Regions from separate parts of the Homo sapiens genome. Here region 1 is linked to region 2. A link is a loop called in an ENCODE intact Hi-C map of the cell type or tissue named here. Cell type or tissue: heart right ventricle. All regions are shown on one strand. Each heading gives the region's core, and the rest is flanking DNA. Links, peaks and the distances in the headings are about the cores only.

Evidence for each region. Hi-C counts contacts between places; a loop is a spot of excess contacts. Peaks named below come from ENCODE experiments on the same cell type or tissue, not always from the same donor. Only the 100,000 strongest peaks of a DNase experiment are listed, where the experiment ranks them.
Region 1: a loop joins it to region 2, with 5 times the contacts of the local background. A loop is called at or near these places in 6 of 110 quality-filtered maps.

Annotation. Positions count from the first base shown.
Region 1 is chr18:80,151,602-80,166,652 of GRCh38, reverse strand. PARD6G (par-6 family cell polarity regulator gamma) reads left to right here. Exons shown (of 3, transcript NM_032510.4): 3 at 6,047-9,421. The coding sequence ends at 6,882. The region is part of intron 1 of PARD6G-AS1 (PARD6G antisense RNA 1); the gene reads right to left. Among named protein-coding and RNA genes, the nearest start is that of PARD6G-AS1, 11 kb to the right of the region's middle. RefSeq lists a silencer at 6,834-6,903. In heart right ventricle, for the core only: CTCF peaks have their summits at 6,632, 6,837, 8,517 and 8,723 (motif pointing left); a DNase peak (open chromatin) is centred at 8,722; H3K4me3 peaks cover 777 bases.
Region 2 is chr18:79,370,926-79,385,976 of GRCh38, reverse strand. It overlaps ATP9B (ATPase phospholipid transporting 9B (putative)), which reads right to left. Exons shown (of 30, transcript NM_198531.5): 27 at 13,095-13,152; 28 at 11,876-12,079; 29 at 10,551-10,583; 30 at 7,694-8,730. The coding sequence ends at 8,594. Among named protein-coding and RNA genes, the nearest start is that of NFATC1, 17 kb to the left of the region's middle. RefSeq lists enhancers at 4,603-5,104, 6,574-7,124. In heart right ventricle, for the core only: CTCF peaks have their summits at 4,964 (motif pointing left) and 6,833 (motif pointing left); DNase peaks (open chromatin) are centred at 4,976, 5,796, 6,826 and 7,176.

The DNA of each region.
Region 1 (15,051 bases), core at 3,849-11,848, 780 kb before region 2:
ACGTACCTCCCCTGCTTGTCTGACGCTCTCTACAGAGGACATTTACCAGAAACTTGAAAATGCTGCTGTAAAAAAGCTGCCACGGAGCTGTTGTGTTTGGGGCAACTAGATCTGACCATGGAGGAGGCTGTAACTGATCGCTTTCAATGAACTTGACGCCTTTAAATTCTAAGGGAGGTGGAGATTTTCCACTGAGACAAGGCGTCCTGATGCCCCCATGACCGAGGGTCACACCAGCAGTGTCTGCCATGGCACACGTGCCCCAGACTGTGTCGCCTGCTTAGCAGAATGCAGTGGGGCTGCTGAGAGAGACACTTGCAGCCCTGCATCTGGGCCTTTGTTCTGCTTGGGGTGCGGCAGAGAGGAGGAACACACTCATGATTGGGGTGGTGTGCTGTGTTGGTGCCGACCTGACCATACGGTGTCCATGAGCTGAGGCTGTGTGCCGCTGACATGACTGCCTTCATCTCAGAAGGAAAAATACAAGGGAACAGTCACATTTGTTTACAGGTCCAAATGGTGACAAAGTGGTAGCTATGTTAGGAAATAAGCGGAAATGATAATTTTTTTTTTTGAGATGGAGTTTTGCTCTTCTTGCCCAGGCTGGAGTGCAATGGCACGATCTCAGCTCACTGCAGCCTCCGCTGTCTGGAAGCGATTCTGCTGCCTCAGTCTCCCTACTAGCTGGGATTACAGGTGGATGCCACAACGCCCAGCTAATTTTTGTATTTTTAATAGAGACAGGGTTTCACCATGTTGGTCAGGCTGGTTTTGAACTCCTGACCTCAGGTGATCCACCCACCTTGGCCTTCCAAAGTGCTGGGATTACAGGTGTGAGCCAGCGCACCCAGTGGAAATGATAAATTATGTTTTCTGGCAACTTCCTGGAGGTTAACAGTTCAACACCATGTTTTTTCAAAACAAACCTTTACTAAAATTTTAGAGGCAAAGACATATCCATTGCGGGAAGTCAGGGACCCTGAATGGAGGGACTGGCTGGAGCCACAGCAGAGGAACATAAATTGTGAAGATTTCATGGACATTTATCAGTTCCCAAATAATACTTTTATAATTTCTTATGCCTGTCTTTAATCTCTTAATCCTGTTATCTTCGTAAGCTGAGGATATACGTCACCTCAGGACCACTGTGATAATTTTGTTAACTGTACAAATTGTAAAACATGTGTTTGAACAATATGAAATCAGTGCACCTTGAAAAAGAACAGAATAACAGTGATTTTTAGGGAACAAGGGAAGACAACCATAAGGTCTGTCTGCAGGGTCAGGCAAAAAGAGCCATATTTTTCTTCTTGCAGAGAGCCTATAAATGGACATGGAAGTAGGAGAGAGATCACTAAATTCTTTTCTTAGCAAGGAATATTAATATTAATACCCTGGGAAAGGAATGCATTCCTAGGGGAGGTCTATAAATGGCCACTCTGGGAATGTCTGTCTTATGTGATTGAGATAAGGACTGAGATACGCCCTGGTCTCCTGCAGAACCTTCAGGCTTACTAGGGTGGGGAGAAACTCTGCCCTGGTAAATTTGTGGTCAGACCGGTTCTCTGCTCTCGAACCCTGTTTTCTGTTGTTGAAGATGTTTATCAAGACAATATGTGCACTGCTGAACATAGACCCTTATCAGTGGTTCTGCTTTTGCCCTTTGCCTTGTGTTTGTTGGATGCTTATCAGTGGTTCCGCTTTTTCCTTTTGTCCTGTTCCCTCAGAAGCATGTGATCTTTGTTAGACCGTTATTAGTACGTCTGCTTTTTGCCTTTTGAAGCATGTGATCTTTGTACCCACTCCCTGTTTTACACCCCCTCCCGTTTTGACACCCTTAATAAAAAACCTGCTGGTTTGAGGCTCAGGTGGGCATCACGGACCTACCGATAGGTGATGTCATCCCTGGTGGCCCAGCTGTAAAATTCCTCTCTTTGTACTCTTTCTCTTGCTCAGCTGGCTGACATTTATGGAAAATAGAACCTACGTTGAAATATTGGGGGCAGGTTCCCCCATTACATATCTTCAAAAGGTTTAATTTGAGGTTGGCTAGGATTATATTTTACATTATTGTTAGGTGGGTAAACAAGGCTCCCCTCTGCTCAAGTCCTTGAAGGCCCAGGACCCCCCAGTTTCATCCTCTTACTATGGGCATGACATTCAGTTGTGACGTGAAGAGCAGTGTGGACCCGGTGGAAACACCCAACCATGAAAGTTAAAAGCTGGAGCCTTTTAGACACATGGAGAGCACATCACAGAGGCAACGCCCCTCACAGGTTGGAGGGTTTGGAGTGCAGGGGAGGGATTTGCAGTAGTTGGGACTTGGCCAGGAGGAGGGGCTGTTAGGATGGCCCCTAAGTGTTTTGAGGGAGGAGAGGCCCACTCAAGACTGTGGGGCCCATGGACAAAATACAAAGGCCAGGTCCTCACTCCCTGCTTAGTCTCTCTGGCACCAGAGCCAGGGGCTGTTGGGCACCCATTCTAGCCTTGAGGAGGTGAGGGTCCAGGCTCTGTGTGTGGGGTGCAGCAGGTGGGGTAGTTATTGTCCACACGTGTTCCGTCCTTTTAGGCTGCCTCTTTCTGATCTTTGTACAGACAGAGCAGACTTTTGATGGGGCTTTTTGGTCTATGCCTGTTGGTGCATCCAGGTTGCTGGTGCCTTCAGCTCCAAGTCTGGGATGACAAGGCTAAAAGAAAACCCAAGGAGCTGCTGCCATGTTGCTTCTCCGGTCCTGAGGCCCCAGCTAGTGCGACTTCTCTCCTGCGTCATCTTATATTTGTTGTTTTGTATGTAACATCCAGGGTTTTTGTTGAACTTAGGAGGGATGGGAAGAACTACATGACTTCTGGGAAGCAGAGGTCCACACACTTGCTTTTATTGGTGCAGGGAACCCTGGTCTACCTAAGTGATTTATAAGCCCCTTACGAGGAGGGGCCCGGCCCGCTGTGCCCTTCTCTGTATCCTACAGTTCTGGGCTTGAGCCTCAATCCAGTCCACCGTGCACCACGGCCAGAGCACTTGCTGCCCTGTGGGGATGGCCGAGATGCTTCCACCTGGCCCTTGTGACGCAGACAGGTTTGTGGTTTTGGTGGAAGGGAATGCACCATGCGGAACAGGGGTGGGGCTCCCGGGATGGGTGGCTGTGAACTGGGACTTGAAGACAAGCGGCTCTCAGAGGGAGGTGAAATTGAACCTCAAACTCTGTGAGTCAGTGGTAGAGAGAAAGAGGATGCTTGGAACAGTAGGTGTCACCTCTCCCGGGCCAAGCCTCACTGTACTCTGCCCGTGTGTGGGACAGGCGGCCAGGCTGTTTCACACATGGACACACACCATTTCTTACTCCCCTACCCTCAGCATCTCAGGCCTCACCTGCCCTGCATAAAACCTTAGTCTCTTCTCCTGGGCCCTGCTGCTCGTGGCTCTGAGCACAGGGCCTGAGCATAGGGCCTGTCCTCAAGGAGGAGCATGTGGATGGCCACCTGCACCACAATGTTCTTGCAGGCATGAGTTTGCCAGAGGGGTTGCCTTCTTGAAAGTGCATAGATTTGTCATCCAAGGAGACCCCTTGGGAAGAGCCCGTATCATGGAAAGCAGGCAGAGCACTGTGCCTCGGACACTGCCACACTTCCATCTGCGGCCCCATGGATCCACAGTCCCTCCCACTTAGAATGAGCAATCATGAGGCAGATGCCTTCAGTGAGGTTTAGCTTTTAGTCCAGGGAGAGCCCACTCTGTCCCAGGCCCTTGGTTAGTCCAAACCTGCGGCAGCAGCCAGACCAGATGGACTCTACAGGTAGTCTCTCCTCATCACGGGAAGAGGAGCTCTGTGCCACTCACCCTCCGGCGTCTTCTCTTGAACTTTGTGTTGTTGATCCCCACACCCCGGGCAGCATAACTGCCACCTCCCCAGATGCCCCCGCACTGTTCCTATCATATCCTGTGCACATCCAGTCTCACGGTGTTCTCCATGTAGCTGTATGTAAAATTCAGTCTGTATCTCTCCCACTCGCTTCATGGCTACTTCAGGGCAGGGACTTTATCCACTCACCTGTATCCCTGAAGTCACTGAGTAAGGATTTGCAGTGTCTATGAGGTGCAGAGAGGCCGGGTGCTGGCCAGGAACCAAGATCCCATTTCTATAAAACAAGCACAACCATAGCCACATGTACGTGTGAGTGTGCAAGAAAGGACTTGACAGACATGCACACCCAGCCCCGGTGGTCACAGCTGGGAAGAAGTATTACAAGTGTCATTTTATTTTTTTATTTTTGTGGGTACATATTAGGTATATATATTTATGGGTTACATGAGATTTTGATACAGGCATACAATGCATAATAATCACGTCAGGGTAAACAGGGTTTACAGGTATAGTTTTTAAAAGTCATCTTATTTCAAAAGTCCTTCCAGACCTTACTGTGTCAGTGGGTAATAAATTATGCTGATAACTGATGACGGATGGGTTCCGTCACTGAGCAGCATGTGTTGAGTGCTGGCCAGGATGCCAGCTCCCAGGAAGACAGTCCTCATGCTGGGGCATCCCGGCTCCAGGGTGCATTAACCCTGCTGCCTGGAGCATGTGCCAGAGCCTGTGCTAGGGCCTTCTCGTTGTCTAGGCAGCCATGGGCTCTGCTGGGTTGAGAGATGTGATGCCTGAGCATTGGCCTCCTCTCCAAGCTGCCTGAATGTTGCCTCCATGGTGGAAGTAATTTGTCTTCGAGTCCTTTCCAGAACTGTCAACCAGCATTCCCCATCTCCAAAGCAAGTCATAATGGGCCCTGCCTGCTCACTGAAATGCAGAAGCCAGACTGACCCCTGGAGCCTGGAGGTCTCTGCTCTGAGGAGCGCCTGTTTATGGCATTGCTTCTGCCTGGGCTCCCGGTCCTACTGGCTTTCACTGGCAAAGCAAAGATGTGAGCCTCCCCAGCCCAAAGAGCAGGCTGCTGTGGATGCCACCAACTCCACAGGACCAAGCCTCACAGAGCAAGCCCTTCCCTCTGCTCCCCGAGACGCCTGTCTTACAGAGTCGTGTGTGTCAAGAACAAGAGGTTTCATATAAAAATTAATGAAACAAGATTTTTTTTCTGACATGAGGAAAATGCATTATTCAGAGTTTCCAAATGCCACCAGTCTCTTCACTTAAAATTTTTACTTTAGACTAAGCTCCTTACGTTTCTGCTTGATTAATTCAGTGGACTTTCATTTTATTTTGCAGTAGCCCAACTTTAGGGTAAAGTTTACACACTGCCACAAATGTGTCATGCCACAGGCTGGCAGGTGTGGGCAGGCGGATCCCACAGGGTCCCTGGGAGACCTGAGGAAGAGAGCTGCACAGCCCCCATGGGAGGCTGGGCATATTGGTGAGCCTTGAGGCTCCATGTGCCTACAAATAGCACTGACTGTGCGGGACCTCACAGAAGGGAAGCAGCCATCCTCTGATCCCACTCCTTCCTCTACTCATCTCCCCTCATCAGCTGCTAACCAAAAACGCAGGGAAATGCTCACACGCCCGACTGAGTGACACATTCAGGGGCCTTGAATGCTGGCTAGAAGACACTGTGGTGGGGCTTGCGCATAGAAAAGAAGAAAGCAGGAAAGGTCTCTCTTAGTTGTAATTAACCTTAGAAAAAAACGAGCCTCCGTCTTACAGTTGAGAGAAGGAAATATGGGAGAATGGGCAAAGCTTAAGAAGTCCCCAGTCCAGCCTGCTGCCTCCCAGAAGGCTGAGGCACTCGCCAGCCCTCCAAGCCCTAAACCCTCCACTGCCATTGATTCTCTCTGCTGCAGCTGCCTGCTAGCACCTTTTAATCTCTGAGTTCTTTGGTTTGGTGCCTGTGGAGCTGTAAGGAGAGTGCTAGAGAGTTAATTTTAGGGGCTGCACTTGAGCTTGCCTGATTTCAGCTCAGCCTGCAGGTCTGGAATGCTCCTGTGCACCCTGGGTGCTTCGGCGTCACGCAGATGGAACAGCAGTGCCAGGTGTATGACGGCCGAGGGCTCAGGCGGGGCTCGGTTGTGTGTCCCCTCTAACTGTCCCCTCTCCCGCAGAGGAGGCCGAGCGTGGCAGCCTCGGCGCGGGCTCGCTGTGCAGGCGGAGGCGGGCGCTGGGCGCGCTGCGTGATGAAGGACCCCGGCGGCGTGCACACCTGGACATCGGCCTCCCGCGCGACTTCCGCCCCGTATCATCCATCATCGATGTGGACCTGGTCCCCGAGACGCACCGGCGAGTGCGGCTGCACCGGCACGGCTGCGAGAAGCCGCTGGGCTTCTACATCCGCGATGGCGCCAGCGTGCGCGTGACCCCGCACGGGCTGGAGAAGGTGCCCGGCATCTTCATCTCGCGCATGGTACCCGGGGGCCTGGCGGAGAGCACCGGGCTGCTGGCTGTGAATGACGAGGTCCTGGAGGTGAACGGCATTGAGGTGGCCGGGAAGACGCTGGACCAGGTCACGGACATGATGATCGCCAACAGCCACAACCTCATCGTCACCGTCAAGCCCGCCAACCAGCGCAACAACGTGGTGCGCGGCGGCCGCGCGTTGGGCAGCTCGGGACCGCCCTCGGACGGCACCGCGGGCTTCGTGGGTCCCCCCGCCCCGCGCGTCCTGCAGAACTTCCACCCCGACGAGGCGGAGAGCGATGAGGACAACGACGTCGTCATCGAGGGCACACTGGAGCCTGCACGTCCCCCCCAGACCCCGGGCGCGCCCGCAGGCAGCCTCTCCCGGGTCAATGGCGCGGGCCTGGCGCAGCGGCTGCAGCGGGACCTGGCCCTGGACGGCGGCCTCCAGCGGCTGCTCAGCTCCCTGCGGGCCGACCCCCGTCACAGCCTGGCGCTGCCGCCAGGCGGCGTGGAGGAGCACGGGCCCGCGGTCACGCTCTAGACTCCCGAGAGGCCCCCAAATCCTAGCTCCAGTTCCCCGGTAAGGACAGGGACAGGACCTGCAGACTGCATCCGCTCATTTTTTGTTGTTTTTGTGACCACAAAAACAACGCTGCTCTTTGTTTCAACTTCCGGATATAAAAACACAAGTATTGCCTATTTTTATAGAATTTCGCCACAGAACTTAAAATGAACGCCTGTAGAGACACTCTATACCAGGCCTGAGTGCAGGTCTTGGCGCCTTTGCAAAGTGATAGAAAAGATCTGACCAAGTGCAAAAAAATGCTTTTTAAAATTTTTACAAATACTTTGTTTTTAAAGTGAAGCTTTAAAATTACTTTTTTAAAATAGTCAAATTCATGTTTTTAAGTAAGTTGGCCCATGCAACATATCTCAGCATTCTTGCTGTGCTCTCTGCTGACTTGCAGGCGAGGCCGACTGTGCTGATGTACGTGACAAGAGGCTGGTTTTTAATAACGAATGCAGCCAGGTGCAGTGGCTCACGTCTGTAATCCCAGCACTTTGGGAGGCCTACGTGGGCTGATCACGAGGTCAGGAGGTCGAGACCAGCATGGCCAACATGGTGAAACCCTGTCTCTACTAAAAATATAAAAATTAGCCAGGTGTGGTGGCAGGCGCCTGTAATCCCAGCTACCTTGGGAGGCTGAGGCAGGAGAATCGCTTGAACCCGGGAGGCAGAGGTTGCAGTGAGCTGAGATCGCACCACTGCACTCCAGCCTGGGTGACAGAGCAAGACTCTGTCTCGGGAAAAAAAAAAAATACACCCAAACCTGTCCATGTACAACCATGGAGATGAATTCCAGATTTTCACACTGTTCATAGTCATAATTCGGTTGGGACAGGAGAGCTCCCACCAGCACACTTATGGCACCCGCAGCTGTGGAATTGTTCCGGGGCTTTTTTTTGTTTGTTTTGAGACATAGTGTCTTGTTCTGTCATCCAAGCTGGAGGGATCTCAGCTCACTGCAACCTCCGCCTCCTGGGTTCAAGCAATTCTCCTGCCTCAGCCTCCCAAGGAGCTGGGACAGGCACATGCCACCATACCCAGCTAATTTTTGTATTTTTAGTAGAGATGGGATTTCACCACGTTGGTCAGGCTGGTCTTGAACTCCTGACCTCAGGTGATACGGTCCCCCCTCAGCCTCCAAAAATGCTAGGATTATAGACGTGAGCCACAGCACCAGACCAGGGGCTATTTTTGTGACCCACATAGGTGGCCCATTCAGCCTCAAGGGGAAATCCAGGGTAGGAAGCAGCAGCTCTGCTGGACTGGGCTCAGCAGTCCCATTTGGGATGTAAGCCTCTATTGCCTCTAAGATGACCCTTTTCCTGTGGGTTGACTGACTCTGAGGGCGATTTCGGAAATGTTTTCAGCAGAAATGAAGGATAAGCATCGCACATGTCCAGCAATGTCTTTGAGAATGCAGTCATTTGCACGTGAGTTCTCATCTTTGTTTTCTGAAACAGACGTTTCTTTTAGTAAGTCACAATACATGCTAATTTTCATTTCTAGAATGGTCACTGGCAGTTCTCACTTTTAACTATAAGAAGTCACGTGGAACTTAGTGATTTTTAACAAATACTAAATTCATCCTCACTTTATGTTGATCTTCCAGCAACGTTTATATATTTAGTAATTTTAAAAATTCCTATTTGATACAATTAAATTTTATATAATGTGTTTTGCTTGAATAAAATGTTACATTTATACTTTGAGAACTCTGACCAAATCTTTCATACAGATACAGGTAAAGAAATATTTTTCTAGGTTGTCGGAGCTGCGTACCTCCCGCTGCTTCTCCTTGTGGTCCAGCACCACCTGCTGGTCAGTGGCAGAACTGTCCTGACTTCGTGAACATGGAACTGCTAAGAGGGAAAACTGCATCTCAGCATTTTCATTTTTTCTGAATATTAAGTGAAAAGCAAGTTCTATTTTTAAGAAATAGCTTTTGCTGAGGAGTTGTGAATTCCTGCACCTGTGTTTGATGTTATTTGTATGCAATGGATTGCTGGCCCTTTGTTCCTAAGCAAGAGAAGACCAAAGATGCTTCCCCATGACCTCTCCGGTGAGGATCCGCACCCCCCGGACTTGCTCTCTGATGAAGGGCATGTCGTTCAGTGCCCCAGCAGTCAGAAGCAGTTTTTGTGGAACTAAAACTAATAATGTTACCCTCACAAAGGAAATGTTCTTTTACTAAGTTATTGCTGATTCTTGAATGTCTGTTATATAACTGGGTCGGCTATCAAGAAGGAAGGTTATATTTCTTATCACATTTTAAGTTGTTAAGCAAATGTGAGTTTTTTTTTAAGAAATGAGGCTTTCACTGAGATTTGTGTGCTATTCATAATTTTAGGAATTACTGCTTAGAACAGCTGCTTGGGTGTATTTTTCTACACAGGTCTGTACTTCTGCCACTTTCTCCTTTTAAAAAAACAAAACTATGCATATTATGTATTAAAGTTTTCTTGGTTTTATATATCAGAGAATAAAAACTTTTTTGACTTTTGAGTAAACAAAATGCATGAATATTTCACCTGTGTTCTAAGTGGAAGAGAATACCAGAGATAAAGTAATCCCTCAAAGAGAATGACAGATTTATCAAGTGCTTATCATGTACCATCTTTCACGGAATCCGCACATACTCTCTGAGGGACGCAGATGAGAAAATGGGCCCAAGCTCATCAGATAGACAGATGACAGTCCAGAACCCTCTCTCGAAGTCTTTTTGAAAAAGCTTTTCTGAATATTTATACAGCACACAGTCCTTCCTAAATGTGCCCTGGTTGGCACGGTTTTCATTAACACTGTCGTTCTGGCAGCCATCAAGAGTCAAATTACAATTACAAATTCAGTTACTCAGCAAATTACAGATGTGATCACATTGAGCACCAGCATCCTGGAAGCAGCACAGGTACCCTACTAGGAGCTTCACAAGTACTCGCCACCTGCTGAGTCCCCACAGCAACTCTGGACTGTCGGCAGCTGGACAGTTGACCCCCACAGTCTGATGAGGCAGGAGTCAAGTGCCAACACTGGGTACACTCTCCAAAACTAATGTCCGCTTTCAGCAGGATGAGATACGAGGCTTAAGTGTAAGCAGAGGCCACATGTGCCCCTGGCTGCCAGCCGGGTGTGGCCTCAGGCTTGGGTTTCCCTGACCTGATAGTCCACATCATATGGCAAATTTATTCACAATTTGGTGAGGGTATTTAATATTTTATGGTTTCACATAAAATGATCACAGCGAGTGAGAGTTTTGTGGCAAGGTGCAAAAGTATCTAAAAAATGCCATGATTGTTGTGAAATCTATATTAGCGAAAATCTAAATTTTCCAACAGAAGGACATGTAAGTTACCTGCACCTCTGTGGAATGTTTTTAAAGGATGCAAGTATGAACTAAGTGTGGTAGGGTCAACTTTTGATCCTTGCATTTTAAAAGTTGGCACTAGTATGAAGTTTTTTATGGCAGCACTAAAACTCACACGGTCTGAATAGTTTATTAAAATGGTGTAAGGCTGCACTAATGGCCAGTTCCCAAATGCACTAAGATACTTAATGTGTACCATTCCTACTGAAAGTATGAACCTACTTAGCTGATTTCCAGCTTGCCCATTTCTGGAAAGGTAAGCTGCTCAGCGTGAGCTCAAGGACCTCCTGTTTCAAACAAACCGGAGGGTGAACCCTCGTCCCCTCGAACAGCTTGTTTAAAGAGCACCTGCTGGTCAGGCACAGTGGTGCATACCTGTATTCCCAGCACTTTGGGAGGCCAAGGCGGGCAGATTGCCTGAAGTCAGGAGTTCGAGACCAGCCTGGCCAAGATGGCGAAACGCCAGCTCTACTAAAAATACAAAAAAATAGCTGGGCATGGTGGCGTGCACCTGTAATCCCAGCTACTCTGGAGGCTGGGGCAGGTGAATCGCTTGAACCCGGGAGGCTGAAGTTGCAGTTAGCCAAGATCACACCACTGCACTCCAGCCTGGGCAGCAGAGCAAACTCCATCTCAAAAAAACAAAACAAATAAAAGAGTGCCTGGATTACCCCAGAGGCTCTGATTTAAGGAACTTGGGTGGAGTTTGAGAATTTTCATTTCTAACAAGTTCCCAGTAGATGCTGATGCTGCTGGTGCAGGAATCACATTTGAGAACCATTGGCTAATCCCCCAAGCTTATAGGACTTGCCTATAAACTTGGACTTGATGACCGAGACCCTATCCAACAAGCACATAGGATTTCCCTCTAGGATGTTATGTGCTGGTATCAATATTGTAATTTCACATCAGGTAACCTGCAAAAGTATTTCCTAAGTGCACAAATACTATTTTTTGAATTATCTCCCACCACCACCATTCTGGCGCCACATCTATACACCTAGTCTTCTTAACGTTCTCCTTTATGCTTTGAACATCTCCTATTTATTCCTGAAGACACTCCAAATCAATATACAAATTCTTTTTTCCCTCTTACCTTTCCTCATTTATCTTGTGTTTTATTCTCCTTTATCCTCATGGGGAAAAAAAAAACAACTTGAGGGTATTGAGAATGTTTTCAATACTGAGCCATGTTCCCAAGGAGAGACATAACTCTATAACAGTAATAAAAAGCAAACATGATTCATCATTGATCTTGCAACCCAGAAAATGAGTGCCATTTTCCAAATTTGCTTTCCCAGGGAGCTTTGAAGATAAACACATTATTTCTTGACTTGAGTCCCCTTGCTCTCAAGACAAAGTGCCAGGCAAGAGCTCTTTTACAAGAATTGTACTTCCAGTAGACTGTCAGGTGAGCTATTAAGCAACATGGCCGTGATGACAGAAAAGTCTGTCTTACCACTTCAGAGCCAAATTACACACCCTATATGAAACCCATCTGAGGCCAGACTGCAGAGACCTAAACGTATAGATGAGAGGATCAGAGTATGGAACCTCCTTTCTCATAATAAGACTGCAGCATAAGAAGGGCACAGTGCCATGTGATGGGACTGCAGAATGCCAGATGTATGACAGGATCAGAATCCAAAATTGACTTCCACAAAGCCAGACCACAGGGAGCACCACACACGAATGAGGATAATATCCAAAATCAACTTCGAATTAATTAGACTCCAAAGACCAGCACACACTGATGAGAGAATCAGAGATGGAAAACCACCTCCACAGAACTGGGCCACAGAGATTACCAGTCATAAAAAGAGAACTGCACAGAACCAGACCGCAGAAGGCACCACATACATGGATGACAGGATCTGAGCCCCAAATCTACTTTCAGTAACTGGGCTGCAGATCCAGAACCAGGCCACAGAGGGCACCACACCAACTAATAAGAGTACCTGAGTCCCAAATCTACTTCTGTGTAATGGGTGGTAACAGGCAACAGGCGAAACACTGAAACCCCGACTTCATGCCCTCTGCTTGCCACGACGGTTTTGCATTTGTTTCCCATGCCAGCATAAGCTCTTTATTCAGAGGCTGTCATATTCTCTCTGATGTTCAGTTACTAACGATTACTAACGATCCTACTTAGTGTGGATGAGTAAACCAATGTTTCCTTGGAGTTTATGCTTCAGAAACAGGCAACAAACAAAAGATAACACATAATTCATTTATCAATAAATGACAAGAAAAACAGAGCCAGAAGGAGGATATTGTAAATTTTTACCATTTACCATTACTTTTCAGATGAGAAAATGAAGGCACACTAATATTTCTAATATCACACAAATACTTTTCAGAGCCATAATTTGCACCTGTATGTTCTGGCTTAACTGTTTTTCTCACCCCATCTATCAGTTTGTAGAAATGCAGGCTGGGTGCAGTGGTTCATGCCTGTAATCTTATCACTTTGGGAGGCCAAGGTGGATCTCTTGAGCTCAGGGGTTCAAGACCAGCCTGGGCAACACAGATCTTGTCTCTACAAAAAAATGTTTTTATAATTAGCCAAGTACATTCTCTTTGCCTAAAATAAAAAAAGTAGTCCCAGCTACTCAGGTGGCTGAGGTGGGAAGATCGCTTGATCCTAGGAGGTCAAGGCTGCAGTGAGTTATGACTGCACCACTGCACTCCAGCCTGGGTGACAGAGTGAGACCCTGTCTCAAAAAAATAAATAAATAAAAATGCAATGTTTATCCACACAGTCTGGCTAAGGAAAGACACCATCTACCACCTTTGGTTTATTCGGGAATGCATCTTCACTGTCTATTCTAGCCAGCAATAGGCAGACTCTGCCATCCAGTGTAAGTGACTTCATTCCTCGGTCAAACATTGGAATTAGGCCAGGCGCAGTGGCTTATGCCTGTAATCCCAGCACTTTGGGAGGCTGAGGCAGCTGGATCACCTGAGGTTGAGAGTTCGAGACCAGCCTGACCAACATGGAGAAACCCCGTCTCTACTAAAAATACAAAACTAGCCGGGCGTGGTGGCACATGCCTGTAATCCCAGCACTTTGGGAGGCCGAGGCGGGCGGATCACAAGGTCTGGAGATGGAGACCATCCTGGCTAACACAGTGAAACCCCGTCTCTACTAAAAATACAAAAAAAATTAGCTGGGCATGGTGGTGTGCGCCTGTAGTCCCAGCTACTCGGGAGGCTGAGGCAGGAGAATGGCATGAACCTGGGAGGTGGAGCTTGCAGTGAGCTGAGATCGCACCACTGCACTCCAGCCTGGGCAACAGAGCGACACTCCGTCTCAAAAAAACAAACAAAAATTTGGAATTAAAAGTCTGCTTATATGTAAAGGGTCACTCAAGTTACTGTTGAAAATATGGAAGGGAATATTCCCTGCTCAGCACCACTGACCCATAGAAAGACAATCAGTGAGAAACGGGCAATCCTTTCTCTGAGCATCCTGTTTCTTCACTTTCTTGGAATCATGATTTTTGTATTTGAAAGTATTTTGGACAAAGAATGTCTTAGGTGAATGCTACTACAATAGTAATCTAAGCAGAAATCTTACAGTCATCCTTACTAGTAACCATTTTTTTATTTGTATAAATCCGTGGGGTACTAGTTTTGGATACCCTATTCAGCATGCATACACTAACGATAGCTGATGATCTTAAAAAAAAAAAAAAAAAAAAGGTCCGTGCATAATTGGATATATGCACACAACGTGTGCTGGTCAAGTGAGGGCTTTTAGGGTATCATCACCCAAATAATATACATTGTACTCCTTAAGTTCTCATCACCCACCCACCTCCTACCCTCTCACCCTTCCAAGTCTCCAATGTCTGTCATTCCACTCTCTACATCCATGTGCACACATTTTTTAGCTACCACTCATGAGTGAGAACACATGATCTTTGTCTTTTGGGATCTGACCTGTTTAAGATACCGACCTCCAATCTATGCATGTTGTCACTAAAGACATTTTTATTCTTTCTTAGGACTGGATAGTATTCCACTGTGTATATATTTATCCCACATTTTCTTTATCCAGTCATCCCCTGATGGACACTCAGGCTAATTTCTCTATCATTGCTATTGTGAATAGTACTGCGATAAACATAAGAGTGCATGTATCTTTTTGATATATTGATTTCTTTTCCTTTAGGTAGATACACAGTAGGAAGATTGCTGATCAAATGGTAGTTCTATTTTTAGTTCTTTGAGAAATCTCCACAGTTTTCCATACAGGTTGTACTAATTTACATTCCCACAGTGTATAAGAGTTCCCTTTTCTCTGCATCCTTGCCGACATCTGTTTTGGGACTTTTTAAATAACAGCCATTCTAACTAGGGTAGGATGAGATATCTTGTGGTTTAATTTGCATTTCTCTGATGATTAGTGATGTTGAGCATTTTCACATATACCTGTTGGCCATATGTATGTCTTCTTTGGAAAAATGTCTATTCATGTCCTTTGCCCACTTTTTAATAAGGTTATCATGAAAATTATGCATGGACTTTTTTTTTTTTTTTTTTTTAGCTCATCAGCTATTATTAGTGTTAGTGTATTTTATGTGTGGCCCAAGACAATTCTTCTTCCACTGTGGCCCAGAGAAGCCAAAAAAGTTGGACACTGTAGCATGAGTGTTTTGCACACTTAGAAACATGCATCACCTGCACCCTTTTGTCCAGACAATTTCTGGACAATTCGTACAAATGATGTGACTTACAACGAACCCCCGATTTTCTTCCGGGGTTCTGTAGCCTCC
Region 2 (15,051 bases), core at 3,355-11,354:
ACAGCTGTGTCTTAAGAAGTCAGGAATGTGTGCAAAGCCCAGGGCAGAGGCGCTCTGTGCTTCGGAGCCTCTTCTCTGTTCTGCACTTCGCAGGACAAGCACACCCACCCCGGGTGTGTGCCCCTCTCACAGTGCCGGAGGGCTGAGGCAGGAGGGCCCAGAGCCGCGTCCTGATCCTGCAGGCCTGCTCTTTTTGCTAACGCTGGTCGAGAGGTAAATAAATCACATTTTTAGTTTCTGGCAAGAGTTTGGGTTTGTCCCTGTGAACTCACAATTGTTTTCCTCTTGCAAAATAATAATACTTTTCAAATGGCAATATTCCAACATTTTTCTTTAAACTACTTGGTTTACCCAAATCTGTTTACCCAAATCTGTTTAATTAGGCAGTAACACAAGGCAAGTCATCTCTGCCCCGGCCTTGGGCAGTGAGGCTGCGCTTTCTATTTTCCTTTGTGATGCTCAGCGACTCTCCTTCTGATGCGTGTGCAGAGCATTCCAGACTGTGGGGCGATGAGGCAGGCCCCGGCGGTGTGGCCTGCCGTGGCGGTGTGGCCTGGCCCCGGCGGTGTGGCCTGGCCCCGGCGGTGTGGCCGGCCCCGGCGGTGTGGCCTGGCCCTGGCGGTGTGGCCTCTGGCTGCTCAGCCTCAGGCTCCAGTCCGGGATTCCCATCACCTGCTTGAGGGAACGGAACCTGCCCTAGACAAAGCGTGGGGCTGGACCACAGCCTGGGTTCACTGAGCTTCCCCAACGGTTTCTAAAGTGTTTTGGTTCAATAAAGCTCCAAACAAGTTTTGCCAGGCATTTTTTCCATTAAGTTTTGAACCGGAGTGAGTTTCAAGTGAAGCTTAATCCTGCAATTCTGGCTCATTACGCTTCACTCATCGAGATGCCAGGCTGGGGCCGTCTGGTGCCGGAGAAGATGGGTGCTCTTTATAAACCGGTCAGGGCCTTACTTCTTCTGCGAGACAGGAAGTGGCATCTGCCAAAGTGCGAGGGCACATGAACCCTCAACACCGAGGTGGCCACTGCAGGCCGGGAGCAAGGGTGGGGGTGGGGCTGCGGGTCAGTGCCTGGCAGAGCTGCCCAGCACCTGCACCTGAGGCTCGGCTGGCTCCGTCCCGCTCGGACAGTCCCTTTGGGGTTTAATTGTGGTAAAATAGCCATAACATAAAATTTACCATCTTAGCCATTTTGTAAAGTGCATTCACGTTGTGCAAACATCTCCACCATCCATCTCCAGAGCTTTCTCATCTTCCCAAACTGAAGCTCTGCCCGTGAAACACGGACTTTCCTCCCTCCCAGCCCTGGCCGCCACCTGCTGTCTGTCTCCATGGATCTGACAACTCCGGGGCCTCCAGTGAGTGGACTGGCATGGGGCTTGTCCTCCTGTGCCTGCCGTCTTCAGCTCGGCACGACATCCTCCAGGTACATCTGCAGTGTGGCCCGTGTCTGAATTCCTTCCTTGTTAAGGCTGAGTCACATCCCTGTGGATGGGTTGGGCCCCACTGTGGGTCCCTCCTCTGTCCACGGACACTCGAGTGGCCTTCCCCTTTGGCTGCTGTGAGCACCGGTGGTGGGCAGGCAGCTCTTCCAGCTCTCTGCTTTCTGTTCTCTCTAATGGCGTGGTGACTGTGTGTGTAGCTTCCTGGGGGCTGTGGTCTTTCTGGTGCTCTCCCACACGCCCCTTCTTGGTGGATGGAGCCTGGGGTCCCTGCAGGTGACCCCGCTGGGGTCCCCAGGGTGCCTCAGGGACAAGGAGTGCGTCTCTCCCTCTCTCCTCCTCTCTCTCTCCCCGTGTCTCTCCTGTCTCTCCCTCTCTCTCCCCATCTCTCTCCTGTCTCTGTCCCTCTCTCTCTCCCCACGGCAGGTGTGGTGTCTGGTCACCGCTGAGGGACCTCCCTCACCACTCCTGTGTTCTCAGGTTTTCAGTCCTCACAGGAGGCTGGGGCAGAGGGGAACAGGGTGCCCCCATCTTTGCCATGGGTCTGGCCTAGGCCTGGAGAGTGGGCCTGCCAGGGGGCTGCAGGTCGGGGTGTTCCCTTCTGGGCGGTGTGACTGTCACGGGGCTGCAGAGGTGTGCAGCTGAGTGACCAGCCAGCCTGGACACCTGGGAGCAACACACCTGCAGGTCCCCCGGTGCATGATCTGGGTGGCCGTGAGCTCTGGGCAACCTGCAGTGGGGCGGGCACCTCCTTGTCACTGCTGCTGCGCAGTGCTCCTGAGAACTCGTGTGGGGCTGGAGCTGCAGGCTCTGGGAAGGGCTGCAGGGGATGGCCTGTCTTCCTGAGTCCACACTGAGGGGCGCGTTTCAGAACCCACGGGTGGCCTGTGGACTGGGGCAGGGTCCGGGGAGGGCCTGGAAGAGCCGAGGCAACCGAGCCGGGCCCCAGAGGAGAGGCTGCAGCCCCACGGGTGCAGGTGGGCATGACCCAGGATCAGGATGCCCAGACCAGCCCAGGATGGGCTTTTCCAACACAGACCGTGCTTAGGGTTCCGCATTTCGGGTTCCCTGTGCCCCAGCCCTGCAAGGTCTCCCAGCCCGCACAGCCAGGGAGGCTGGCTTTGGTCCCCAGGCCCCACAGCTCACCTGTTGCCGGCACCTCCCTGCTCAACCGGCCCCATGAGTCAGTGTCAGGGCTGCTGCGGTTCCCTAAGTGCACAACCCCATGGTTCTTAGCCAGGCTGTACTGTTAGCCATGTCTCTGCTGGTTCCCTGGCACAGTTGCCCCCTGCACACCCCCTGCCCCGGCTGGGCCCCCTGCACAGTCCCCACGATGGGTCTGGACTCCCGGTCCTCAGGTCACTGAGAGCTGAGAGCTGAGCGATGACGGCGCAGCCCAGGGCCTGATTCTCTCCCGGCCCACCCTGCTCTCCTCTTACTGCAAGAATTTTCGCAGGGGCCGTGGCTGGCATCAGTCCAGGTGGTTCCTAGAAACAGCCAGTGCCCCTGGTGAGGGGACCGTAGCTGTGACGTCCCCGTACTGGCACCCTGCTCCTGTCCTGTGGACCCGGTTCTCTCTCGTTCTCTCGTCATAGACAGTCACTCCCACCTGGACGGCCCCAGCTGGACAAGCCGAGGCTCAGGTCAAGAGGACACAGGGCAGTGGGACAGAAGAAGGGTGGACAGGAGCAGGGCGGGGTGGCCGGGGAGCCTGGTGCATCCTGGCGGGTCAGCAGGAGAGGAGCAGGGTGAGGTGGCCCGGAAGCCTGGCGCATCCTGGACTGGGCACTCACAGCCCCTGACCACCGGCCCTGCAGGGTCCACACGAGCATCTGTGCCTGGGAGTCAGCATCAACATGTGGCCCAGGACCCCGGTTAACGCACACTGTCTGCATGGGGCTCCCCATTGCCTATGGAAGTGAAGGGGGCAGTCCCAGAGCCCAGAGGTAGTGCATGGACGCCCGAGCTATTTTGGGGAGAACTTGGGAGCTCTCGTAGACTCTCCTCCTCTGGCGGAGTGCTTCCTGTGATCGTGCTGGACGTACAGTGTGGGCACAGGAACAAACCTTCATTTAGAATGGGCAGCATTTTCTCCCCAGCACCTACAGACAGTGAATTTTAGGTTTACAACTTCTGAGGGACTACAACTGGACCCAGTACAGACAAACCGAAATGCAGACAATTAAAAGTGTCCCTGAGGGCAGAGGGCGCCTGCAATGGAAGCTGGTGGTGCAGCTCCTTCTCCTCGCCCGAGCTCTCCTGCACAGCCTGGCCCGGGTCAGCTGCAGGTGGGAGAGGAGGGGCACACTCGGGACTGCCCTCGTTTTGCTCATCTCTTCCTGGGCCCATGGGGGAGGTCAGGAGTCATCCTGCCAGGCCTCACCGCAGCAGGATGCCCCAAGGAAGGAACAGGGTCTACAGGGCCGCGGGTTGCTCTGCACGGGGCTGGCAACGCAGCCTCTGAGGAAAGGTCTCCTCAAGGAAATCAGTGAGAATCATGACATCCCATTACTCCAGGGCAAGAGCCCTGCTGGCTTCCCGCCTTCAAACACAGCCGTGTTTGATCCCAGGGAGAAACTGAGGCAAGCTGTGAGAGGGCCTCTCAGGACAGGAAGAAGGTCTGAGGCTGACTGCTGCTGGGCTTTGCGGTGACGGGGGAACTGGCCACGGCAGACGGTGCCCCTCAGCTGTCCCACACAGTATCCCAGGCAACCCAATGACACCAACAAGTGCTGGGAGCCCAATTTTAAAACGGAGACTTCACCTAAGAATCCAGATTTCTGACTTGCAGCGACGCCTGATCTCAGGGCCTCCCTCTCTTCCTTAACGAGGGGCGAATATTCCAAAGGCCACGTTGTGTCTTTTCCAGGACATGGTCTGTTAGAATCCAAACGATGTCTGTGCTAACCCATCTTTCTAGATCCGGACCCCAACACTTCTGTTCGCATCTTGGGTCACAGCCAGGGCGACGTCCACCCCCAGCGCCGACGAGCTCAGCGCCTGGAGACTTCTGGTCCCAGAACTCTCAGGACCCAGGTAGAGGTGGGGCTGGAGGATTTTTGGATTCCCTTCTAGGCCCACAGGTGCAGGACAATCCATTTTGGAAAATCCTGTCATTAGCAGTAAGCATTTAGGACTCGGCAGAACTGGCAGGAGGACCCCCTTCCTCCTGGGCTTCTGCTTGGCCGTGGTCCCAAGGCCCACCCTAGGGGCCTACTGGCACCTGGGATGGGCGCTGGGAGTTCAGGCTGCCCTGCAGCCCTCTGCGGGGGACACAATTCCCATCCAGACACAAGTAATGCCTCCTCTGTACAAGTGCTCGTGGGACGGTTGGAAACTCTTCAGCTAGAGCAAACTGGCCTTCCTGGGGACGCCGTTTCAGGGATTGCTTGTTGGTGCTCAACAGGACACCATATTCAGAGGAATCCCCAAGCCATCCACTTCTCTAACCCCCAAAATCCGAGCCAGAGCTGGGATGTCCACCCTGGTGGCCTCGCAGGTGCCATTTCGTGGCTTCTGGCTCCCCCTTCTGGAACCGCCTGAAATGACACCCATCTGCAGTGGCAGGACCTGCAGCCCAGCAAGGGGGGCCTGGCGTCCCCTCTGTGGCCCAGGACATATGTGCTGGGGAAGCGGGGTGGGTGGGGGACAGTTTGCTGTGTGAGCTCCGTGGTTTCTGCATGATTTCTGCAACTAACCTGGAAGTCTCCAGGATAAGGCATCTTTGTAAAGAGACACACAGGCCTGAGGGCGGTGCCCACAGGCCGAGTCTGGCCCTGTGCAGTGGACTGGGGGGCTGGGGGTGCTGCTGCTGAGTGGGACCAAGGGGTTTGCTCAGCTGTGCCGGGGGGGCCCTTGGAGGTGCTGACCCCAGCGGAGTCCCCGACCCTAGGGAGGGTGCATCTGGGCCTGCCCATGACCATCACAGAAGGGAGGTAAGGCCAGCTTGTTTGGTCCACTGTCGGGGTCTTGCTACCAGTTTGTCTGCTGGGCCCTCACAGGAGAGGAAGGCACTGGTGGTGGCCATCGGGGGTACAGACTTATGGGCTCCAGGAACGCAGTGCGGCCCTCAAGGCCTGGCCGTCACTGAACTGGAATCGGATGAGACTATGGAAAGCAGTAGCGAATCCTCGCCTGCCTGCCGCCCCTGCTGAGCGGCTGGCACTCTGCTCTCATCACCCCAGAGCACCAGGCCCCAGTCTCGGGTCTGAGCATGAGCTGCTCTGATGACAGGCTTTGCTTGTATCTTCCCGGTCTCGGCTTCAACCTCCCCTTTCCAAGGAGTCTCCCGAGGCTGCGGGCCCTGCTGGTTCTTCCGCAGCACGCACCTTCCTGTGACCAGCTATTCCGGGCCGCGGACAGGACCGTGAGGGTCACGCCTCTACATGTAAACCTAGAAACACGGGGCCAGCGCGGCACTGGACGCTGCCCATGACACGCAGAAGCGAGGAATGGGCTCCTGCTCATGCAGCACCGCCGACTCCACACATGCAGAATGCTCTCCCCAGGCTGGGCGCCCTCCTGAAGGCCTCTGGGGCTGTACGGCCGGCTCAGAATTTCTAGGGCTGACACAGGTCCAGAACCTAAAAAGCGATGAGGTTACGCCGCAAGCAGGTGGAAACACAGCCTCTCCACCCCTCGCCTGACCCGAGCTGGCTCCTGAACTAGAGCTGGAACTAGATCTAATGCCGATCTAATGACCCTTTAGTGGGCTATTATTTTCTTTAGCAGAAAATCCGTGTCACAGACCCCGTTCTGATTGCCTTGCTGCATGCCCGTCGTCTGCTGGGAACGCCCTGTGCATCTCATTTAACCCTCACAGCAGCAGCCCCCGCAGGGGGTGATTTTCGTTTACGGAGGAAAAGACCCCTTCCTCCTCCAGTCTCTACCTGCCCTTAATACATCTCGATTTCTTGAGACAAATCTTCAACTGTCTCCCAATCAGGATCCAACTGATCGAAGGCTGGTCGTTTCTGTATCTGAAAGCTGTACTGCAGTGTTATTCCCAAAGGCTCAGGGGTTCAGCTTTTCTGAGGTTATCGACAATGTTATTATTCTATTAGTCAGTTTCACAGGTGGGTGGTTTACTTTTAAAGGTGCACGGGGGAGCAGCCTCTGATTTGCCCTTGGCCTCCACCCCCGAGGCCTGAGTGTGTGACCCCATCTCCTGAGCTGCTGGCTGTGGACTTAAGATTTCTACCGTCCCAATGCCCCTAACGCAAACTGCTGCGGCAGAAGCGAAAAGACAGGTGAAATCCAAGTCAGCCCCAGCCAGGACGTGACTTCCAGGAGACACCAACTCGGGGCACAGAAGGGAAACTCCCAGGCAGCCTCCGGCAGCGACCAGACGCGCCCACATCACCGAGCGGACGCCAGCGACACCTTGTGGGAGCGCAGGAAATCGCGCCCTCGCAGGGCCGGGCCCGTCCGGAAACTCAGGATGCTCCAGCGCCGACAGATGACGGCAGAGGAATTCCATTCAACAGGCGCTGATGCGGTATCGGGAAGAAAGGCAGCTTGATTGCTCTCTGTGCCTATTTTCTCCTCTGAAAAGCTGCGGGGGAGGGCGGGTGGGTGCTGGGCAGTCCCTCCGCTGGTTGGTGAAACGCCTTCGGAACCCCACGCACACAGCTCCGCCAGCATTTCAGGTGACGGGGCCCACCCTGATGGGAAACGACGCGGAAGAAAATGAACAGGTGAAACTCCTGGCGGAGGCTGCCGCCTGCGTGGAAAATACGGAGAAACTCTCCTTTGAGACAAGAGGCCTGGCGTTTGACCAACTTCTGCTGAGGCCTCCAAGAACAGGCATGGCTGCAGACGACGGCACAACACACCGGTTTCGAGGAACACCCCAGGCACAGGACACAACTGAGAAAACGAACTCCTGGCCCCAAAGACCTTCCCAGCTTCCCAGAAGCGAGGGGTCTGGTTGGGCGACACCATGAATGCAGCGGGGCAGCCGCACAGGCTTTCATCCACCTCAATCGGTGCCTGTTTCCAGCCAAATAAAATAGGAAACCCATGACCAGGCAAGTGGGCCATCTTAGGGGATTTGAGTTTTACAGGACAGCTGATCTCTATATATAGAAATGGTGTTCGAGTGTGATTTTGCAAATAGAAAAAGGATGGGAAGGACACGCATGCTAGCAGCAAAGTCTCTGGGCAATGATTTACATTGGTGGCCGCAATGGAATTGCGTTCGGAAACGCCACTGTTTACGCAACTTGCCTTTAGAGTGTGTGAGAAGAGCTCTTTATGTGAGAACTCAGTAACTTGACTGTTTTTACTGAAAAGCGAAATGCAAGTATAAAGCGAGGGTATCTTCAGCAAAGGGCAGGCTGTGGGGCAGGCCGTCTGTCTGAGTGGGAGCTGCAGCTGATGTGGACACGGGCCTCCGTGGAGCCTCAATTTTATTACATTTGAGTAGGAATGACTTTGTGTTATAACATCAAAGAAAGAATCTGAATATGAGGGAACTGCAGAAATTAAACTTTCAGTCTAATTCTCAGAATGCCAGAGTAAGATGAACCCTTTACAGTAATAGTGAAATAATTCGGGCTCATTTTCAGTAGAAACTCAAGCTGCTTCAATATGGAAATACAATTTTGACAATACAAAAAAAGAAAGAAAAGCAGGGGTGAGGCCCCACACTTAAGAGGAAGAGGCCATCGCAGCATCTGTGCCCTGGGCTTGCCTGGCAGGGGTGACGTTCCCGCACTGAGAGGGAGGGGCCATCCCGGCATCTGTGCCCTGGGCTTGCCTAGCATGGGTGAAGCCTCACACTGAGAGGGAGAGGCCGTCCCGGCCTCTGTGCCCTGGGCTTGCCTGGCAGGGGTGACGTCCCTGCACTGAGAGGGAGAGGCTGTCTCAGCATCTATGCCCTGGGCTTGCCTGGCAGGGGTGAAGCCTCGCACTGAGAGGGAGAAGCCATCCTGGCATCTGTGCCCTGGGCTTGCCTGGCAGGGGTGACGTCCCTGCACTGAGAAGGAGAGGCTGTCTCAGCATCTGTGCCCTGGGCTCGCCTGGCGTACCCTCCCTTTCTTGTGGTGCTTGCTTGGTAGCAATGGCAAACCCTGCGTTCACTGGCAAGGGCACAAGGTGCTGGGAAGGGCAGAAGGTGCTGGGGCCAGCCCGCTGGGGGTGCACAGCCCCTTAGGAGGCCAGCTTGCAGTAGCTGGGAGGAGAGAGCTTGCGCCTCAGGTACTTGAGGACATACAGCGGGAGGCAGCTGACCACGGTGATCGCCGACACTTTCCACAGGAAGGTCACGGTGGTGATAAAGGCAACATCTGTTGGCAGGAAACAGAGAAAAAGGTAAGAGCTGACCAAGAAGTCCTGGGCCCTCATGGCCACAGCCACAGACCTGGCCAGGCCACCAGACGGTCTAAGCTTGCCACGGAAACATCACTGTGCATTTACAGGGGCCCAGCTCCAAATCTCAGGTTTTCTTGACTGCAGAATTGTTTGACCTGCATACCGGGCATAATTCATTCTTCTTTTAATGGAAAAAACAAAACCAAAGCATTATAGATTGCAGGCCGGGCGCAGTGGCTCATGCCTATAATCCCAGCACTTTTGGGAGGCCAAGGCAGACGGATCACTTGAAGTCAGGAGTTCGAGACCATCCTGGCCAACATAGGAAAACCTCATCTCTACAAAAAAGACAACAAAACATTAGCCGGGCGTGGTGGTGGACACCTGTAATCCCAGCTACCGGGGAGGTGGAGACAGGAGAATTGCTTGAACCCGGGAGGTGGAGGGTGCAGTGAGCTCAGATCACGCCACTGCACTCCAGCCTGGGGACAGAGTGAGACTCCATCTCAAAAAAAAAAAAAAAAAGGTTGTAGGCCGGCCATGGTGGCTCACGCCTGTAATCCCAGCACTTTGCGAGGCTGAGGTGGGTGGATCACCTGAGGTCAGGAGTTTGAGACCAGCCTGGCCAACATGGGGAAACCTTGTCTCTACTAAAAATACAAAAATTATCCTGGTGTGGTGGCAGGCACCTGTAATCCCAGCTACTCAGGAGGCTGAGGCAGGAGAATCACTTGAACTCAGGAGGCAGAGGTTGCAGTGAGCCAAGATTGTGCCACTGCACTTCAGCCTGGGTAACAAGAGTGAGACTTCGTCTCAAAAAAAAAAAAAAAAATGGTTGCAGATGACTAATGTCACCAAACACCACTGAATGGGTGGACAACACTCTGTGGCAGAATTTGTGAAGGCACTGAAGTACTAGTTGTGGTGCTTAGGGAAGAGACACCAGCTCACCTAACCTGTGGGATTTGTTTGGACGATCTAGGCTAGCCATTTTTTTGTTTTGTTTTGTGTGTGTGTGTGTGTGTGTGTGTGTGTGTGTGTGTGTGTGTTTCTAAGGTAGAGCTGACTTTATGAGGGGCTGGGGGCAACAGAGGGCAGCTGGCAGTTCCATCTGCAACACAAATACTCAGACCGGTCTGCTCTTAGAGGCTCTGAGCCCGGCCCACCCAGAGAATGTTCTCGCCTGTCACCCTCCCAGCATCTCCACAGAAGAACCATCTACTCACCAGGACCAAGCTGTACTGCTAATGACTAGCTACTTGAATTCCGCATGAAAAGAGGCAGATGAGAAACTGGAGATTTACATACTTCGAATCTACATATAGTGGAAATCCCTTTAGACTGTTGCCGGATGGGATAAAAAGATCTATGGAGCAGAGTTAGAGGCCTTTGTAAAATAAATGACACAGGGAAGCGCTGGATCTCTGTATGAAGGGGAATTCCTAAGTTTGTGTGTACTCATTTTCTGAAGACCCTGGAAGTGTTTTCCAGCAGCTCAGCCCCTACAACTGAAAAGGCAAATATGTTTTAGGGGCTCATGCAATCCTCAGCAGATGGCAGGATGCCCGGCCCCTTCCCCTCACTCAGGGCCACCAAGCCCCTGAACAGGCAAGCCAACAGCACTCAGCCCATGACTAGCCGAGCAAGCACATGGCCACCAGTTTACGTGACATCAGAGAGTTCCTGAGGAACACTGAATTAGAGGAAGGTTTGTTTTTCTTATTAGTTAAGTATCTTTATCAATATTGTTTGGCTAAATTTCTACACTTTTGAAAGAAATGATAACTTTACCTACCTAAGAAAGCTCCAAAAGACACTCTGCCTATACCTGTTCCAAAACAGTAATAAAGAAAATAAAGGACAGATTAAAGGAGATACCAGGATATTTCAAGGGGTTAGCAAAAGAATAAGAAATACATTAAAAAGCAATAAAATGGCAGTGCAAGCTGCGTTTTCAATGTGGTTTTAACATCTCATTTCCCTGCCTGATACCATACAACTGTTTAAACATCACTGAAACCCAATAGCTAAAGGCTCCTGTGTCTGAGAAGCACACACCTTGGCATTCCCCTAGGAGACAGAGACCTATCCAGGTCTGAGAGGAGCTCAGCACAGAAGGCGCACGCGCTGGAGGGCTGGCCATGTTCTGCAGGTGTGAAAGGAGCTCTGCACATTCATTCACATGTATGTAAGCGTGTTACTACTGATCTTCAGACCCGCCCCTAATGGGAAGTGATACCGTCTCCAGTTTGCAGATGCAAAAGCTGAGGCTCAAAGTCGTGGTGAGTCCTGCCCACGCCCGTGATGCATGTCTTTGTCGTTTTGTGAGCTCACTGTGGCACTGAGTGTGTTCACGTGTCCTTGAGTGTGTTAATTCATGATCTTACAGGAAAATATTCTAAGAGCCAATTTTCAAAAGAAAAATAACTAGCACATTATAACTTGAAAATAACCATTTCTTATGAGCCACGGGTATTTTCTGAGAGTTCTTTTATGTAAGAACAGGAACATTTCACATTTTCCTACGTACAGGTTCACCACTGCATGGACACTCAGGCACTGAGACGAGGACAAGTGCACACGCGGCTGTGTTCACCTCCCGCAGGTCTGAGTCCCAACTGCTCCCGAGTGGCTGTGCTGCTCATGTCAGGGGACCAGCCAGCCAGTGACCGACGGGGCTCAGCGCCTCCTGTCAGGGGACCGGCCAGCCAGTGACCGACGGGGCTCAGCGCCTCCTGTCAGGGGACCGGCCAGCCAGTGACCGACGGGGCTCAGCGCCTCCTGTCAGGGGACCGGCCAGCCAGTGACCGACGGGGCTTAGCGCCTCCTGTCAGGGGACCGGCCAGCCAGTGACCGACGGGGCTCAGCGCCTCCTGTCAGGGGACCGGCCAGCCAGTGACCGACGGGGCTCAGCGCCTCCTGTCAGGGGACCGGCCAGCCAGTGACCGACGGGGCTCAGCGCCTTCATCCGTGGTGCAGGGACAGTAAGAGCAGGCACTTTCTGATATGGGTTTTACCATGATCCACAACTTAACACAATGTATTCAGAAGCAACAATAAGAAAATACTTCAAAATCATGAATAGAGAACGATTCAAAAAACAATTCCAAGGCAACTTACCAAAATATTCATTGAGAAAAGCGAGTGAGGACACGTAGCAGCCTAAGCTGAGGAACTCGGCCACCACCATCAGCCAGTGCCACGTGCGGACGGTCAGCGCCACCATCAGCAGCTCGGTCAGGATCAGTGCGGTGAAGGAGATGGCCACCACGTGGACGAACTCAGACTCGAAGAGCACCAGGGCCCCATACATGAGGATGCCGCCTGAAAAACAGCAGGAGCTTTTTCCATGCACACGAGCAGGGTGTAAGCCAGCTAGAGGAAACAGCCTTGAACCAGCAACGTCACTCAAGACCCTTAAAAATAGGGGATAGGCCAGGCGCAGCAGCTCATGTCTGTCTTCCCAGCACTTTGGGAGGCTGAGGCGGGTGGATCACCAGGTCGTGAGTTCCAGACCAGCCTGGCCAACATGCTGAAACCCCATCTCTACTAAAGATACAAAAAATTAGCCAGGCGTGGTGGCACGCACCTGTAATCCCAGCTACTGGGGAGGCTGAGGCAGAAGAATCATTTGAACCCAGGAGACGGAGGTTGCAGTGAACTGAGACCACACCACTGCACTCCAGCCTGGGTGACAGAGCGAGACTCTGTCTAAAAAAAAAAAAAAAAAGGCGGATAATGGCCATGCCCATGCTTCATGCTGATGAACAAGTCACTTAAACTCTGGATTATGGACAAAATAAGATGGGATCCTAGCTACATCAGTTAGAAATGGCAAATCGAGGCAGACAAACTTTTTAATCTCTGGATACGAAGCCACACCTCTACTTCAATTAGTGTAAATAATTATGTGTTGCATGTAATTAATATATCTGATCTGTTAGTTATACTTGCAACAATCTCCCATTTATCTGAACACTAAACAAAGGGCAGCTAATGGCTTCTCCTTACATAACTCAGATTTCTCAAAGTCTTTTTATCACTCTATGAAAGAAAGCCATTGTGCAGGGTATACAATGTGGTAAGTGCTTGTTAAAATCTTTCTGGATTAACATTTAATTAAAAACTAAGTCAGTTTTTAGGTGGCATGCATCAGTTAAAAAAAAAAAAGGACCCATGTTGCTGGAATATTGATTTACAAGATAAACAGAAGGGAGTATTTAACTGCTGATGGCATTTTAAGCTGTTGGAATTTAATCTGCAAGTAAAAACAATATTGCTAACAAAAAGACCAAAATAAAAAAATCTTTAGTCCAGTAAACTAAGGATCTCGTCTTACCTTGGTAAATACTTATTAAAACCCAGATGAGGAAGGTTTTGAAGGACAAGGATCTTCCCTAGGGAAACAGTGGAAGAGCGTCGTTAGTGCGCAGAACCACCTGCTTGACTCACGCCTTCCAGGAGTGAGCTATGGGTCACTTCTGAAAGACCCAGGTCCATAAGCCCCATCCATGCCACCCCAGCCACCTGGTCTACCAGCATTTCGGGCGCCTTTTCCTGACACCCGAATCCTGAAGAAGCTGCCTGGGTCCCACACGTGTCCACTGGTGCCTGAGGTTAGACGTTCATGTTGTCTTCTGTTTGACCTGCCGTCTTGTTGGCTCTACTAAGCCAGGAGTGATGTATACAAGCAAACATTTCAGTGAACCAGGGGGAAAGGCTCTTGGCAATAAAAACATTTTCCCTTATTTCTTGTCAACAAATACTTCTATATTTACTGTTTGGTTTTTTCAGATCAAAAGATACAGAACGTAACAGTTCTTCAGTAAGGATGGCACATCTCAACTGAAGTAAAAAGTTATCCCTTAAACCCTCGCTGGAGAACATGTCACATACATAACCCCATGGAATGGGTCCTTGCGCCAGGCCCTTCACTCTGCGAAGTTGAAGGCAGGTGACGAGGGGGCAGGAGGCAGGGGACGAGGGGGCAGGAGGCAGGGGACGAGGGGGCAGGAGGCAGGGGACGAGGGGGCAGGAGGCAGGGGAGCTCTGGCCCACGGGGTTGCTTGTCCCACTGCATCCCTGAAGATTAATTTAGAGTCCAAGAAGAGAGGCTGAGTCATTAACAATCGCCCTGACTTGTTGGTGCTAAAGAGCTGTCGAAAGTGACACGTGTTGAGAGGCCCTGTCTTTATGTGAGGCCTTTGTTTGACACCTTCGCATCTATTTTCTCAGTTACACAGAGCAGACGTCGTTTCCATTTACAGACGAGGAGACTCGAGAAGTTCCGTGATTTCCTCAGGTTCTTGCTGGAGGCTGGTGGTGCTAAGAAGTGTAGTCTGCTGATCAGAGCCCAAAGTCCTGCCCTGATTTAGGGCTTCCCCACCCACGGGGGAGATTCTCCTAAGGACAGGAAGTGGTTTAAAGAGCCACAGAGGAAAGACAAACCCTCACGGAAGCTCAGGGGACACAGAAGACAGCAGGGAAGATGGAGGATGGTGACAGGCTGTGCTCAGGGCCTGTCTGAACCTGCACCTGCCTGAGTCTGCTGAAGACCTTTAGACACAGGCATGAGCCATCACAGAACAGAGGCACGGACGCTGGAAATGCGGCTATATTCCTGCAGGAGGCCACCAGTGGCAGATTTATGAATTATAATTCTAGTTGTAGTTTAATTATAAAAGACAAGTGTGGTGACATATGTTAAGTGTTTTCCTAGGCTGCAAGAGTCAGTGTGTGAAGATGCTGACGGAGCTTGAGCCCTCACACGTGAATATGAAAAGGAAGATTCAAATTCACTGTGACGAAGAAGCACTACTGTTTTTTTTTTTTTTTTTTTTTTTTTTTTTTTAAGACGGAGTCTTGCTCTTTCACCAGGCTGGAGTGCAATGGCACGATCTTGGCTCATTGCAACTTCTGCCTCCCAGGTTCAAGCAATTCTCCTGCCTCAGCCTCCCAAGTAGCTGGGACTATAGGCGCCTGCCACCATGCCCAGATAATTTTTGCATTTTCAGTAGAGAGGGGGTTTCACCATGTTGGCCAGGATGGTCTTGATCTCTTGACCTCATGATCCGCCCACCTCGGCCTCCCAAAGTGCTGGGATTACAGGTGTGAGCCACCGCACCCAGCCAAGCACCACTGATTTTTAAAAAGCAGAAAACTTTGAAGTTAAACCATTTATATACTCCAAATAAGTTCTCTTGGTACGTATTTCCCAAGGACATTTCTCTCCCTGGGTAATGGTAGGTGTTTGGTCTTTGGTCACGAAATTCATCTGTAATTAAGTATGTGGCTCA